Regions from separate parts of the Mus musculus genome. Here region 1 is linked to region 2. The links are chromatin contacts, found by Hi-C or POLR2A ChIA-PET in ENCODE. All regions are on one chromosome and are shown on one strand. Each heading gives the region's core, a stretch centred on a gene start or an enhancer-like site at or near the end of the contact. The rest is flanking DNA. Distances are from core to core; before and after follow the strand shown. Region 1 holds the start of Unkl (unkempt family like zinc finger). Region 2 holds the start of Mapk8ip3 (mitogen-activated protein kinase 8 interacting protein 3).

Evidence for each region. Hi-C counts contacts between places; a loop is a spot of excess contacts on that map. ChIA-PET counts read pairs that join two places held with the same protein, here RNA polymerase II (POLR2A).
Region 1: a map of heart shows a loop between it and region 2 (2.2-fold over the local background). The contact joins the promoter of Unkl here to the promoter of Mapk8ip3 in region 2. A Hi-C loop is called at or near these places in 1 of 37 maps with a recorded cell type or tissue (heart). POLR2A ChIA-PET finds 5 or more read pairs at or near these places in 1 of 5 experiments (Patski).

The regions. Positions count from the first base shown.
Region 1 is chr17:25,185,095-25,192,754 of GRCm38, reverse strand. Unkl (unkempt family like zinc finger) reads right to left here and starts at 4,355. Exons shown (of 15, transcript NM_001197024.1): 1 at 4,263-4,355; 2 at 3,080-3,289. The coding sequence starts at 4,339. It overlaps BC003965 (cDNA sequence BC003965), which reads right to left. Exons shown (of 2, transcript NM_183150.2): 2 at 5,093-7,660. The coding sequence ends at 7,657. It overlaps Gm52286 (a long non-coding RNA gene), which reads left to right and starts at 3,285. Exons shown (of 2, transcript XR_003952239.1): 1 at 3,285-3,639; 2 at 3,746-4,701.
Region 2 is chr17:24,933,332-24,940,192 of GRCm38, reverse strand. Mapk8ip3 (mitogen-activated protein kinase 8 interacting protein 3) reads left to right here and starts at 3,216. Exons shown (of 33, transcript NM_001163449.1): 1 at 3,216-3,656. The coding sequence starts at 3,339.

The DNA.
Region 1 (7,660 bases), core at 3,106-5,605, 250 kb before region 2:
TGATCTGGAGGGTCCTATCTAATTTATCATTCCTATGGCAACCCAGCATGAGCCAGAAGTGCAATTCAGGAAGAAAAACTCCACCCATCCCACATGTGCAGTGATGGGGAAGCCCTCGGTAATCACTAAGCACAGACTCCCAGTGGAGGCAGCCTGTCAAATGCTTCCTGAGGGGCAAATCATTCCATGTGCTCCAGAGAAGCCACAAACAAAAATCTTCCCTGAGACACCCCTGACGCTGAAGTGTCAGACACACAGAATGTCAGTTAACATGTCTGACTGTATGTGGTTCATTACCATTTGTACACAGCTAAGGAGGACCAGCTGTAGGTGATACTGAGTGCAGCACACTTCATTCCAGGAAGAACGGACACACTGTGGGTGCCCAGCTGTGACATGCTCCAATACCAGGCCAACTGAGTTTCAGAACCGCAAACTGTCTGAGACATGACTGATTTTTAGATTCATTTTATTATATGTGTTTAAGTGTCGTATCTGCATGTTTCTCTGTCTAATGTGTGTGTGCCTGGCACCTGCAGAATTCAGTAGAGTGTCAAGATTCCCTGGATCTGGAGTCCTAAGTGGGTTGTGAGCTACCACGCAGGTGCTGGGAACTGAACCCGGGTCGTCTGGAAGTGCTCTTAACCACTGAGCCAACCCTTTAGCAAAACATGCTTTCTTTTTACAAATTAAGATTATCATTGGGGGCTGGGCGTGGTGGCGCACGCAAGGCTGGCATCATTCACCTCCTGTCTTCCAGCTCCAGGCTCAGGTAGCCGCAGTCCCAAGGTGACCAATAGAACATGGAAAACTAGGAACTGAGCCTGGGTCTCAGCCAGACAGTCACCTGTCTTCTAACAACATGTTTAAAGGAACCACCAGTTCAAGAGGATGTAAGCAGCACAGCTTTGGTAGACTAAATACCATAGGTGGTTGCACACCTTCAATCTAGCACTTAGGAGGCAGAGGCAGGTGGATCTCTGTGTATTCAAAGCCAGCCCGGTCTACATAGTGACTTCCAGAGCAGCCAGGACTAAAGGCTACTTCTAAAAATAAATACATTGTATGTATTTAGATAGTATGTGTGTGAATGCACGTGCAAACATGCATATGTGCTATAACATATGTACAGGAGTCAGAGGATAACGTGTATGAGTTTTCTTCCTCCACTATGCGAGTCCCTGAGATAAAGTTAAAGTCATTAAGTTTAAGTCAATCTTCACTTGGCAGTAAATGTTGTTTGCTCACTGAACTATACTGCTGGCTCTATACCACTGTAACTGAAGCTCAGCAGGCTACACTGTTTATCTAGCTTGGCCCTCAAGCTACATTAACAGCAGCTATATATACATTTAAAACCTTTCTGTGAGGGGTTGGGGTTAGAGAGATGGCTCAGCAGTCAGGACCATGCACTGCTCTTGCAGAGGATCCAAGCTGAGCTTCCAGAATTCACACTAAGTAACTCACAACTATCTGTAACTTGAGGGCTAGCAGATCCTCCAGTCTTTGTCCTGAACGCTCATGTGCACAATCTTAGCCGGGCGGTGGTGGTGCACACCTTTAATCCCAGCACTTGAGAAGCAGAAGCATGTGGATCTGAGTTCGAGGCCAGCCTGCTCTACAGAGTTCCAAAACAGCCAAGGCTACACAGAGAAACCATGTCTGGGGGTGGGGGTGGGGGCAAAAAAACCAAAACCAAAAACAGACAGACCAATACTTCACCTCAGGACAGGAAGCTAACCCCACACCCCCAAACTGCCCAAAGGAAGAACTTAGCACCTCCTGATATTATTTTCCACCTCCCTTTGAACACAAAGTCTCACTTGGACTTTCTCTGTCTTCATTATTTCAAAACCAAGATGTCTGGAGCTGGACAAAGAGCCCATCAGTAAAATACCTGCCTCGAGAGCAAAAAGACCTGAGTCTGATCCCCAGAACTCTGATTAAAGACAAAACAAGACAAAACAACAACGACAAAACCACTGATCACAGTGGCACACACTTGTAATCCCAATGCTAGGGAGACAGAGACAGCTGGCCCCTGGCACCTGCAGGCAGGCCAACCAGTCTGGCCGATTTAACCAGCTCCAGGCCAGTGAGAGACCCTGTTTTAAAATAAGGTGAGAACAGCATGTAAGGTTAACCTGAGAACTCCAATCGTGTGTGTACGCACTGGCGCGTGAGCCGCCACACTCTGCACCTGCACACACAAGCACACACATGCACACAAAGAAAGACATCTGTTCATAACACCATTAGGAAACTTGTAAAATATAAACTAACCCAAACAAAACCTTGACTTATTAAAATCCAAAAGTGTTACATAACTGACAACGTGCAAATAAAACAACTTTCCTACCATTAAAAAAAACAAAACAAAACAAAAAAACAACTACAAATGAGCAGAACGCATCACAGTGTTAAAGAGTCCTAGCCTACATAAGCAGATCACGGGCTCCTGTCCACAAATCAATTCACAAATCCTTATCAGAATAACAGTTCTGCTACTCTTCTTTAAAATACATACATAAGCAAGAAAATATTCCACACTTACATGTTACACATGACACACTTACAACTGACCACACAAAACCGTTTTAAATCAGATGGCTGGCAAAACATGGGCCAGTTTTAAAGTAGAGCATTGGATGGGGTGGGGTGGTAAGTGAATCAAAATCAGTTTGAATTACCAAAGATTTTCACCTACAACACACATACATCATCTTTTAGGAAACTAGCCTACAAACAGGGAACCCCTCAAGCACACTACTCTACTGACCCCGAGAAGTCTTGAATAAAAATGAGGTTCCCTCTACAGGTAGTGGGTGTTAAAAAGAAGCAAGGAGACCAGTGTAGTGGCATACACCTTTAATGCCAGCACTTTAAGGGGCCAAGACAGGTATCACTATGAGTTTGAGGCCAGTCTGGTCTACATACAGTGTTTCAGGACAGCCAGGCCTTCATAAAGACACCCTGTCTCAAAAAAACAAAAAACCAGAAACCTCAAAAACCTGTTGATCAGAGAGTCAACACCAATCCTGAGGAAAGACCATGAGCCACCCACCGGAACCCCACTTACTCATCACCATCGGGACACAGGCCGGTGGCCTCATCGTACTTGGAGCAGTATATGTCCGGGCTGTAGTTGAAGGTGCCATCGCGTCGTCGGAGCGGTCTGCGACGACGCTGATTTAGGAAATGCCAATGGAAACAGGTGAACGGCCTGTGCTGGCTGCACTTATGCTGCAAAAACAGGGAGCACTGCTCTGTCCTAAACTCCTTTAGATACCTAAAAAGACAAACAGCGTTGCGGGCCGCAGCCACCGCCGGCTGGAGGCCCCTGGGATGCGGCGGGGCAGGGTCCCAGACGAGAAGCATCCCCCACCCCCGGCAATACACACACACACACACACACACACACACACACACACTGAGCGATCCTGACTGCCATGGCCCGGTACCCTCCTTTTTTAAAAGCACCCCGGGTGTCACTTCCCAACTCGGAGACCAGGTAACTCCAGTCAGGCAGACTCTCCGTTCCCTGACCCCAAATACCACTTCCCAGTCCCCAGATAAGAAGATTCCCGGACACGAGGCATAGACCTCCTCTTAGCAGGCCATCACCAACTCTGATCCCAGGTAACTCTACAGAAGTACACTCCATTCTCTGCCCCCTTCTAGTCCCTGACCCCTGGAGCCACCTCTCAATCCTCAGTCCCGGTCTCCCGCTCGACTACCTTCATAGGTTCCAGATGGACTGCAAGCGCCACCCGCCCACACCAGGCGCAACCCCTCTTCTGCGCCGCAGAAACGACCCCCGGGCTCACAACCAAGCGGCCACCGGACTCTAGGTGCGGCTCCGCCCCCAGCCCAGAGGTCACCCCAGACCCCGGAACCGCCTCTCAACCTCAGGCAGCGACTGCTCGAGTCCGGATGGCCGTGCGCCCACCTCCAGCCCAGGCGCGGCCCTGAGCTACGAACGCAGGCGCTGTTCCCCAGACTCCAGTCTGGCGCGCGGGGTCGCCGGAGACCAGGAGCAAGTCCAGCCCCCAAGCCAGGGGTCACCGAAAACCCTGGGCGCTGCCACTCCACCTTAGGCGGCGGCCCGCGCCTGGACGGCGTGACCCGCAAGAGCTGGCGGCGGGGGCGCGGGCGCGGGCGGGGCGCACCCACAGCGGCGACACCGGGGCCCGTGGCGCACGCGGGCCGCTGCTTTGCGCCGCAGCGCCCAGAAGGCCACGGACCGCAGCCCAGGCACTGACCTGTAGTGGGTTGGTTTCTCTGTCTGCGGGGGGGACCCGCTCAGCGCCGCCGCCGCCGCTTTCGAAACCGACGGCATTTTCAGTCAAAACAATGCAGCGCGCATGCGCCGCGCCGGCGCCCCCGGATCTCCCCCCCGCACCGAGCCCCCTGCGCCCCCCGCCGCGCCGGCCACACCCCCGGGCACGCCACGCCGGCCACGCCCCCACCGACCCCTCGCCCACGCGCGCTGTGCGGCGGGGGTGACACACAGGTTCTGCCGGCCCACCACGGCAGCAAGTTACAGGCGCAAGGCGGGACACGCCCGTTGGTGTAGAGTCCCCATGATGGCCTCTGCGTCCAGGGCTGCTGTTGGGCACAGGTTTCTTTGAACTGGAAAAAGTCTATAATTAGACTGTGACGATGGTCGCCCCTTTATTAAATTTGTGAATTTAAGGATAATCCGAGTGTGAATTCTGTTGAGCCACTTTTTTAAAAACACAGCGTAAGATGCTGCCAGATGAGCCCATCGGGTAAAGGATGTACAGGGTGGTCAGTAATCAGACTGATCTGGGGTCCGCAGAATGCTAACTGCACGTGGCGGGCAGGACTCGCAAGTGCTAGGATGAATTCGGGAGAACCCAGGGCTAGCATTCACTGGTGTGTAAAGTGACCACAGCTCCTCTGCTAACTGCGGGTGTGCTCTGAGGGATAAAGTCTGAGTAGCACAGCCACAAGTGTTCTGAAAGGAATGGGCAGAAAAGAGAGGGATGTTTTCAGAAAGGAGGATTACAGAAAACCTATCCCATTTCCAGAAACACGATCTAAAATATTAACAGAGAGACATACACGGTCCAGGTATGTATGCTATATTTTAAAGTACTAGTAAGGTAAAATTACCATTTGCTGGTAGGATTACTGACTTCTTCATATGACATTTTTGTAGACAAATTCTTTGAGTTGTTGACAACTTTGGAGAGTGAGTTGGTTTGGTTTGGGTGCTAGAGGTAGAACCCGGAGCCATGTGCGTGCCCGGACCCAGGTCCATGCCGGCTAAGCACTTATCCCTGAGCATTTCCCCTAGCCCACAGACCCTGAAGTTAACTTAGTTTAAAGGACTTATTTTAATGGTTGCACAAGCATGTGGATGGATAGTGAGCTGTAGGCAGTCCCAGCAAACAGAAACATTGTTTTTTCAAAGATCAAATAGAAGAATGAGCAAGCAGGGAAGGGCAGACAGGGGAACCTACAGAGGAATAAATGTGTCTCAGACTGCTGAGGGATAGGGAATGAAAACTAGGTCAACCCCCAAGTCCAGCCTGGAGAAACACACAAGACAACCTAAGGAATCTGAGAGAGAGAGAGGGAGAGAAAGAGAGAGAGAGGGAGAGAGAGAGAGAGAGAGAGAGAGAAGCTGGCTCTGTAAGGTGTGACAGAGAGCAAATAGCAGTGATGGTGGAACTCAGCGACCTTGACTGTGGACATGGGCAAAGGTCTCTCATCAAAAGATGTGTTTTATTCCTCTGCAGACATCACCTGTGACACCCACATAAGGGCCAGACGTGTCCTTTTATTGAAGCTGGTACTCGAGGGCTATGGCTCAGAACAGAACTAACAGGTTTTTATCTGTGTAACAGCTCACTTCCAACACTACTGAGCCTTTCCATTTTCAAGAGCTTACACAAAGTGGCTGTTGGGGCTGGAGAAATTGCTCACAGTGAATGGCTCCTCTTCCAGAGGACCCAAGTTCAGTTCCCAGAACCTACATGGTTGCTCATAGCCATTTGTATTTCCAGTTCCAGGGAATCTGACATCCTCTTCTTACCTGTATAGGCAACAGACATGTATGTGATGCACATACATACACATAAAGTAAATCTAATTTTGTAAGCGTCAGTTACGTTAACTCCTCCTCCCTCAAAAGAACATGTTTTATTCAATCATTTCTTTCTGCCCAACAGTTTATCTACTGTCTTGTACATGCAGCTGGCTTATAGTTAGTTACAGGCCCTCTCCCTACCTGATATTTGCTGGGCACTCACCCAGAGAATTCATTGGGCTGAAAACAATAGGAAAAACACAAGCTACAGTCTATTTGGGAAATTGGAAAAGCATAGCACAAAAAATAAATAAATAAATAAAATAAACATTTAAGTAACCCTTTAGCTAACACACCTATTCTCCTATCCGTAAAATAGATGTGAAACTCAGATCTGGTGGTGCTCGCCTTTGATCCCACCACTCAGGAGGCGGACGCAGCCTCTGCCTCTGAGTTCAAGGCCAGCCAGGGATACAGCCAGAATTCCAGGATGGCCAGGGCTACATAAAGAAACCTTGTCTTGAAAAATTAGAAAGGGGGAAGGAAAGAAAAAAAACGAGAAAGCAGAGGTGTAGTGAGTGTCCCCACTTATTCTGCTCACGAGTTCAAATGCCCACATCACTTCAGATAAGTTATCAGCCTGGCAGCACTGAGAACCCACTGCATGAAATGTAACATTTTTTTTTTTTTGCAAAAGCAATTCTATGTGAGCTGGAAACAGACCTCATTGGTAGGATAGCACAATAGACTCCTGAGTTCAATCACAACACTGTGAAAAAGACAGAAACAAACAAACAAAAAAAACCAACCCACTATATTATTGATGTTTTGTTTTGTTTGAGACAGGCCCTCCCTACGTAGCCCAAGCAGACCCCAAACTTAGGATCCTCCTGCCTCAGTTTCATAAGTGTTGAGATGACAAGCATACCCTACCACTTCTGTCAAGTTTTTAAGTTCTCATGTGGGAATGAAGAGCAGAAGAGAAAAAAAAAAAAAAAAAGATGGCAGCAGAAGCAGGAAGCAGGCTGATATCTAAGTCTACAGCAAGGCTGGTTTACATAGCCAGTTCTAGGCCTGCCAGAGCTAAATAGGGGGACTGTGTTTCAAAACAAAAAAACCAAAGCCTACTTGATGATGAAAGGGGAGGTGAGAAAATTGAGTTCATTAGACTTTACCAAATGTATTTTCCATTTGTTAGTTTTTAAAATAGCTTCAACTGATGTTGCACACATATAGGTAATTACACTTCAGCAGTTAGTCTGTCTCGGAAAGCGAATGAACTGCAGGTAACACCTCCACCAGATGAACGCTGGAAACATGATTAGGCTGTATGAACACATCATAACTCAAGAGCATAAGGTGCACCCAAAACCTTTTCTAGGAACCTCAAAAGTTCTATGGACGTAATCACTGGGCATTGGTGTTCGGCAAAGATCAGATTTCAAGCCTCCAACTTTGTGCTGTGTTCTTGTGTCTCAGCGCCAAGAGCGCCATCCAAGTCCTTTAAGCAACGAGGACATGCGCAGAACCAGTTCAGAAATCGTCAAATTCAACAACGAAAGGACGGCTGCCTAGTCCCTTCCTCAGCACGCACCCTGTTAC
Region 2 (6,861 bases), core at 1,967-4,466:
GCATACACCTTTTTTTTTTTTTTTTTTTTTTTTTCCTATTAGGTAAGCACTATTTTTATCGCCAAGAAAACTAGGTTGAAAAGGGTGGCATTTCTTTCTTTCTTTTTTTTTTTTTAATATTTTTATGGTGGCACACACCTTTAATCCCAGCACTCAGGAGGCAGAGGCAGGTGGATCTCTTGAGTTTGAGGTCAGCCTGGTCTACAGAGTGAGTTCCAGGACAGTAAGGGCTACACAGGGAAACCCTGTTTCAGGTGGGGGTGGGAGAACCTTTTTTTTTTTTAACTCACTTTGCTTTGATCAGTTTAACAAACTTGCCCCCAGTTATGTTAACAACAAAGGAGCACTAGAACTTGTGGTGCACACACTTGGGAGGCAGACAGATCTTTCTGTAAGTTCAAGGCCAGACTGATCCACATAGTTCTAAGTCCGTCAGATCTATGTAAAGAGACACTGTCTCGCTGGGCAGTGGTGGCGCATGTCTTTAGTCCCAGCACTTGGGAGGCAGAGGCAGGCGGATTTCTGAGTTTGAGGCCAGCCTGGTCTACAGAGTGAGGTTTTTTTGTTTTTTAAAGATTTGTTTATGAGTACACTGTAGCTGTCTTCAGACACACCAGAAAAAGGGCATCGGATCCCATTACAGATGTTTGTGAGCCACCATGTGGTTGGTGAGAATTGAACTCGGGGCCTTTGGAAGAGCAGTCAGTGCTCTAAACCCCTGAACCATCTCTCCAGGCCTTTCCTCCCTTTTTTTGGGGGGGGGGGAGGGGGGTAATTTTCAAGTCAGTTGGTCTGTCCCTTTGTTGGTGGGAGGTGCCCCCACTGTGATGTTCTAACTTTAAGAATTTACAGGGATGGTTCATGCCTTTAGTCCCGGTACTTGGGTGGCAGAGGCAGGTGGTCCCTCTGCCTCTGAATTTAGAACGTACTCTGGTCTAGTCTACAACATAAGCTCCAGGACAGCCAAAGCTATATAGACCCTGTCTCAGGAAAAGAACTTATGGGGTTAAAATTGCTGAGACCTAAAACAAAATACTCAGATAACCCCTAAACACAATCTTGTAACTGTAATCTGTTTACCAGGGGACTGGAGAGATGGCTCGGTGCTTAAGAGCACTTGCTATGCTAGCAGAGGACCTACGTTCAGTTCTCAGGACCCACATGGTGACTCACAACTGTAATTCCAGCTTTGGGAGATCCAATGATTCTGGCCTCTATGGGCACTAGGCATCCATGTGATTGATATATACATAGGCATCCATGTGATATATACATAGGCAGGCAAAACACTCATACCATACAAAGTTAATAACTCTAAAAAAATCTTAAAGAATTAATCATTTTATCAGTTTGTTCTGGCTCCTCATTTGGGCAATTAAAAACTAACTCCGGTGGGACTGGACCTGTGGGGAGACCACTGGCTGCTCTACCAGAGGATCTAGATGCTATTTCCAGAGCCCACGTGACACTCAAAACCCCTAGTTAACTCCAGCTCCAGAGCGTCCAGCACCCTCCTCTGGTTTCTGTGGGCACAGGGCACATACAAGTGAAACACCATCTACAGTAAATACTAATAACTGGCTCGGGTAGCAGTCACTGCAAGTGCTACTGCAGTATGCCCCTTCTCGTCAGCCTGTTTTCCTAGTTGGTTGATAATATAATACGTAGGCTCAGTTTTGCAGGCTTGAAAAATTAAATCAGTATCAAAATTCAGGCAACCTGAAAATGTTGTGGGGTGTTCACCGTGGAAGAATGCTCTGACATAGTTTTAAGCCAATAGGAAAGTCTTTATTAGCTGGCTGGTGAGTACACTGGGTGTTTAGGATCTCAAACAAGAAAGGCCTTGAGCCTTTCTCAGGATGAGCTTTTAAGGGCAAAGCCATGTTCTGGGTTGGCATGCTTCAGTTAACAAGAACAGTTAGTCAGAGGCAGAACTACAGAAGCCAAAAAGCAAAGTTAGGAATTTAGAGACTTTCTCAGAACTATCCACACTGAGGGATTGGGTCTGTTTTCATTCTTTTGGCAGGTGGTGCTATCTACATGCCGAGTTTTACAGCCTGAATTGGACTTCCATCATGGAGTGAGTTGTGCTAAGGTCTGAGGCATGTTACAAAACAATCTCTTAGAGTAGGTATTTATCTATGTGTTTGGAAAGATGAGGGAAGTATAGCCCCAGGTAATGGTGTATACTGAATGGCAGAAGCCAGGCATACCAAGTTCCAGGTCAGCCAGTGCTACACAGTAAGACTTTGCATATGAAATTGTGAGGAATGTTTTAAGTGCTCTGGACTTCAGCTACAAGAAGGACTGTGTTGGTTAAGAGTAAGATCTGGTGGCTTGCAGTTGAGAGTACTTGCTCTTAGAGGGGAGGACCTCTGTTCAGTTCTGGCCATCCATATGGCTGCTCACAACTGACCTTCTTAACTCCAATTCAGATGCCCTCTTCTGGCCTTCACAGACACCAGGAATGTGTGTGATGCACAAGTCTACATACAACCAAACACATACACATAAAATAACAAGTAACTTTTTTTTTTAAGAGGATGTGAATCTGAGCTGCCTTGGAAGGCTTTGGGGACCGGGAAAACCACGTAAGCAAGAAAGTAGTTCAAGGGCAGGAAAGATGGCTCAGTGGTTAAGAGCACTGGTTGTTCCAGAAGACCTAGGTTCAATTCCCAGCAACCACATGTTGGGTCACAACCATCTACAATGGGTTCTGATGCCCTCTTCTGGTGTGTCTGAAGAGAGCAACGGTGAATACATTAAATAAATTTAAAAAAAAAAAAAAAGAAAGAGGAAAAAAAAGCAAGTAGTTCAAAGTCAGGTTCATGGTGTCCCCAGCAAATGAACACATATAGATCGACTCGCTTTATATTTCTGTCTCAAAAGTACCGCCACACATAAGGATTTTAGAACCTGGTGTCCTGTGCAAAATGAAGCACTGCATGGAACTAAGCAACCAGCAGAGCGGGAAACAACCAGAAACAGGGCAAGCGACACATGTCGCGTGAACGTTGAGGGTGGCCAGAGTATGTATGACAAAGGTCTGAAGACAAACAGGACAGAGATAGAGAAGCATCCAGGTCACTCCAATCAGACTGAGCTACGTCCTCAAGAGCCACCAGCAACGCAGCCGGAAACGTTCCTTTAGCGTCAAGGCGCTCGGGGCGGAACTGGATGGGGCTCCACCCCCGCAGCCAGGCGGGACTTCCGGCAAGGGAGTGACGGGCGCGGCCTGGGCGGCGGCACGTCCTAAGGTAGCGGCTGCCTGAGGTGACAGCGGCCCGTGGATTCGGGCCCCGGAACGAGCCGCGCTGGCGGCGGCGGCGGTAGCCGCGATGATGGAGATCCAGATGGACGAGGGAGGAGGAGTGGTGGTGTACCAAGACGACTACTGCTCGGGCTCGGTCATGTCGGAGCGTGTGTCGGGCCTGGCGGGCTCCATCTACCGCGAGTTCGAGCGCCTCATTCACTGCTATGACGAGGAGGTGGTCAAGGAGCTCATGCCGCTGGTGGTGAACGTGCTGGAGAACCTTGACTCGGTGCTGAGCGAGAACCAGGAGCACGAGGTGGAGCTGGAGCTCCTACGCGAGGACAACGAGCAGCTGCTCACGCAATACGAGCGCGAGAAGGCGCTGCGCAAACAGGCCGAGGAGGTGCGTGGGCCCCGGCCGCCGCGGAGAGGGACGGTGAGGGACGGTGTGGGTAGCGTGGAGCAGCCAGCTCGGCTCAGCCGGCAGTATGCTGCTGATGCTGATGCTGATGCCGATGCTGCTGGGAGTGCCACTTTCTCCATCCAATTGGGACCTAGAGCACAGCCTGTGCAGAGTCCGGGAGACATGGGCCCCCATTCCTGCTGTCCTCTGACCTTGGCTGCCGCCTGCTGGCTCTGGGTTTTATTCCTTCCCGTCTTTGGAGCAAGTTGCCCTAGAATCACAAAGCCCAGAATTCTACAATTCTAGAAATAAATGCTCTTCGGTTTATGATGGGAAGTGCCTTCTTATATGAGGTTAAATTCCATTTAAGTGAAGTTGACTTGACACAGTCTTAGAGACTACTATTGAAATTAAGAGTCGATCTTGATATTTTGGCTTCTTATTAAGTTAGTGGCCCTGCATCACAGCTAGGATAAAAGCTTTGCTTATCTTGAATCATTCATACTTTCCATGGTTTGCCTTTTGATTGTCAAGATTTTGCTGTGAATGCATGGGCACCACATAACTGGCTTAATCAAGTTCTCTACATATGGGGGGATTCAAAAGCCTCAAAGGATGTGAGGAGGGCTTGGGTGACCTCAGAAACAGGGAACTGGCTCCAGAAACTGTCTGGGCTAGATCAAGGTCACACACTGACCACAGACAAAAGGACAGGCCAAGTAACAGGGTAGACCTTGGCAACAGCTTAAGCCTTACCTTCTGGGTTCATATTGCTGCCTAGTGGGGCAGTACCCTAGAAGTCTGCAGTGTTTGGTCCTTCTAGACCTGCCCTGGAGTTGTCTTGTGCCTGATACCACTCTCCATAGCCCTGACTCTCTGGGGACTTTTGATACATTGGCAAAGGACTTGGGTATTATTTCTTCCCCTTGCCTCCATACTTACATAGTCAAGATCACTAATGTGGAGAAAAAGAAGAAAATGAAGGTGTACTGTGGTAAGGCAAAGTTACATCCTTGTAAAATGGTTTCTGCTTGAGTGTTGACACTGTCCCCCGGGGAGGATGCCTCTGCCTTCCAGCTTAATAACAAGCTGGACGGAGCAGTGAGTGTACGTGGGGCTTAGGTTGTGCAGAAGACCCAGCTCTTGAAAGGAAGCTGAGCAATGCAATGAGTAAATAGATGCCAAACTGGCCCGGTGGAAGCCGGGGTTAAATGCCCATTTATGCCCTTGGAGGGACCTCCAGTGAGGGTAAAGCTGAAGGGGGACTAAACACTGTAAACAGCATCCTAGCTCCTGTGGAAAGACCTGCATGCTTATCTTCAGTTCTGTAAAAAGACTACAGTTTCCTTTTCTAAACAGGGATGGGTGATGAGATGGTGTAATAGCCCGGAGCGATGCATCACTGCATGCAGAGTTGTGCTGCAGAATTGCTGTCCCGGGCACTTTGCTTGTTTAAGCTTAGTCAGATATGGGTAATCTGAGCTGTCAGCAGCTTTCTGGGAAGACAGAATCCTAGGTTTTTAAAATTTTTAAACAGAGACAACATCGCAGCCCTTTCCTTCTTTCCTGATACCAGTATGTTTTGATACCAGGTGGTTCCCTCTCTGGGACTCAGAACCTGAGAGGAGGGGCTCAGCTGTAGTGTTGACAGAAGAAACCAGCCTGGCTATCCTGCCCCCGGGGACCACACACCTTACCCAGCCTCTCCCTCTTTCTCTCAGACCTTCAGTTGTAGCTGTTTTATAAAATGAGTGAGTTACCAAAAGTAGTGAATCAGGTTCACTACAAGTATCACTGTTGACCACTGGTTACCTAGAAAGAGAACTGTGGCAAGGTGGATTTAGAAGCGAGGGCAGTGCCCCTAATGTTTCAACTCAGACTTGGGCCTCATAATCTGTCGAGTTGTTACTGATTGGTACTGTTCTAATGTAAAGTGGTTTGTATCCCTTGGTCATTTTCCTCTGGAAGAGAAAAGGACTAGAAAGGCAGCTAACTGTACTAGCCTTTTTCCTTGCAGTAGACAAGCACTTAGATCAAGGAAAAAAGATGTTTTTTGAAAGACAGAGTATTGTCGTTATTATTGCCGTTATCTTTCTTAGCCCTAAGGATGTGGTAGAAGCACCCTTCAGGTTATCTCAAGAAACTCCAGTGGGTTCTCTGGACATTTGCTGATGCTGTGGCATTTGCTGCTACACAAACAGAATCCAAACTCAGAATTTGACCCAAGATTTATTTTTTCCTGAAAGACCCAGGATGATACCCTTTTCTCACATTTCTACTTGAAGTGGTTAGAGGCCCATTCTTCTCAACTCAAATACCCTCCTACCTTCCCAAGTGCCACTTCTATTGCTTTGTCAGGGAAAGGTTTATCAGGCTACTTCTGCCCCCCAACCCCAACTTCTAGCATCCAACCATGTACTAAAGAGATCACGAATGATCCTTATCACTCAGGAGCTCTGAAGAATTTAGTATCTTTTGGCCTGCTCCACCCAGAGTTATTCTCATTTCCCTGCTGGTACCGGCAAAGAGATTCTAGCTGGTGTGATGAGAAGGGAAGCTGGCTTTTTGTTTCTCTGCACATCTCTCCACACTGATGCTTCAGTTCCTGAGGCCCAAGGACCCCCTTTGGAGCAACCATTCTGCCCAGTGAACTTTCTGTGACAATGGGCCTGCTCTGTTTTATACTATCTAGTTCAGTAGCCGATGGGTACAGTGGCCTTTGAGCATTTTCACTGTCACCCATGAAATTGTGGAAATAGGACTTTGTTTTTCCTTTTTCTTTCTCTAGTGCTGGCAATGAAAACCAGAGCCTCAGAGCATGCTGGGCAAGTTTTCACCACTGAGCCACGATCTCAGCCTCTGCTTTTCATGTCGTTTAATACATGTGGCCAGGACAACCATGCCACATGTCTATGTGAGCATGGCTGAGTTGACTTCATATAAAAGCAGGTGACTGATATTTTTAAATTAGCATCAGGCAAGAAAGGAAAATGCTTAGAACATAGGTTTGCATTTTTCAGTGGACATTTTCCAGTTAGAGTGAGCTACCTCAGGCAGTTAAGGAGGAGACCTGGCGGAAGAAAACACTGGTGGTGGGAGGAGGGGTGCCAGCTGTCTAGGAAACAGTACAGGAGGTGAGGAATTCTCATTGGGCTGAGAAGAGGACAGCTGGGAAATCCCTAGTGCTCGGAAGTCAGCTGTGCTG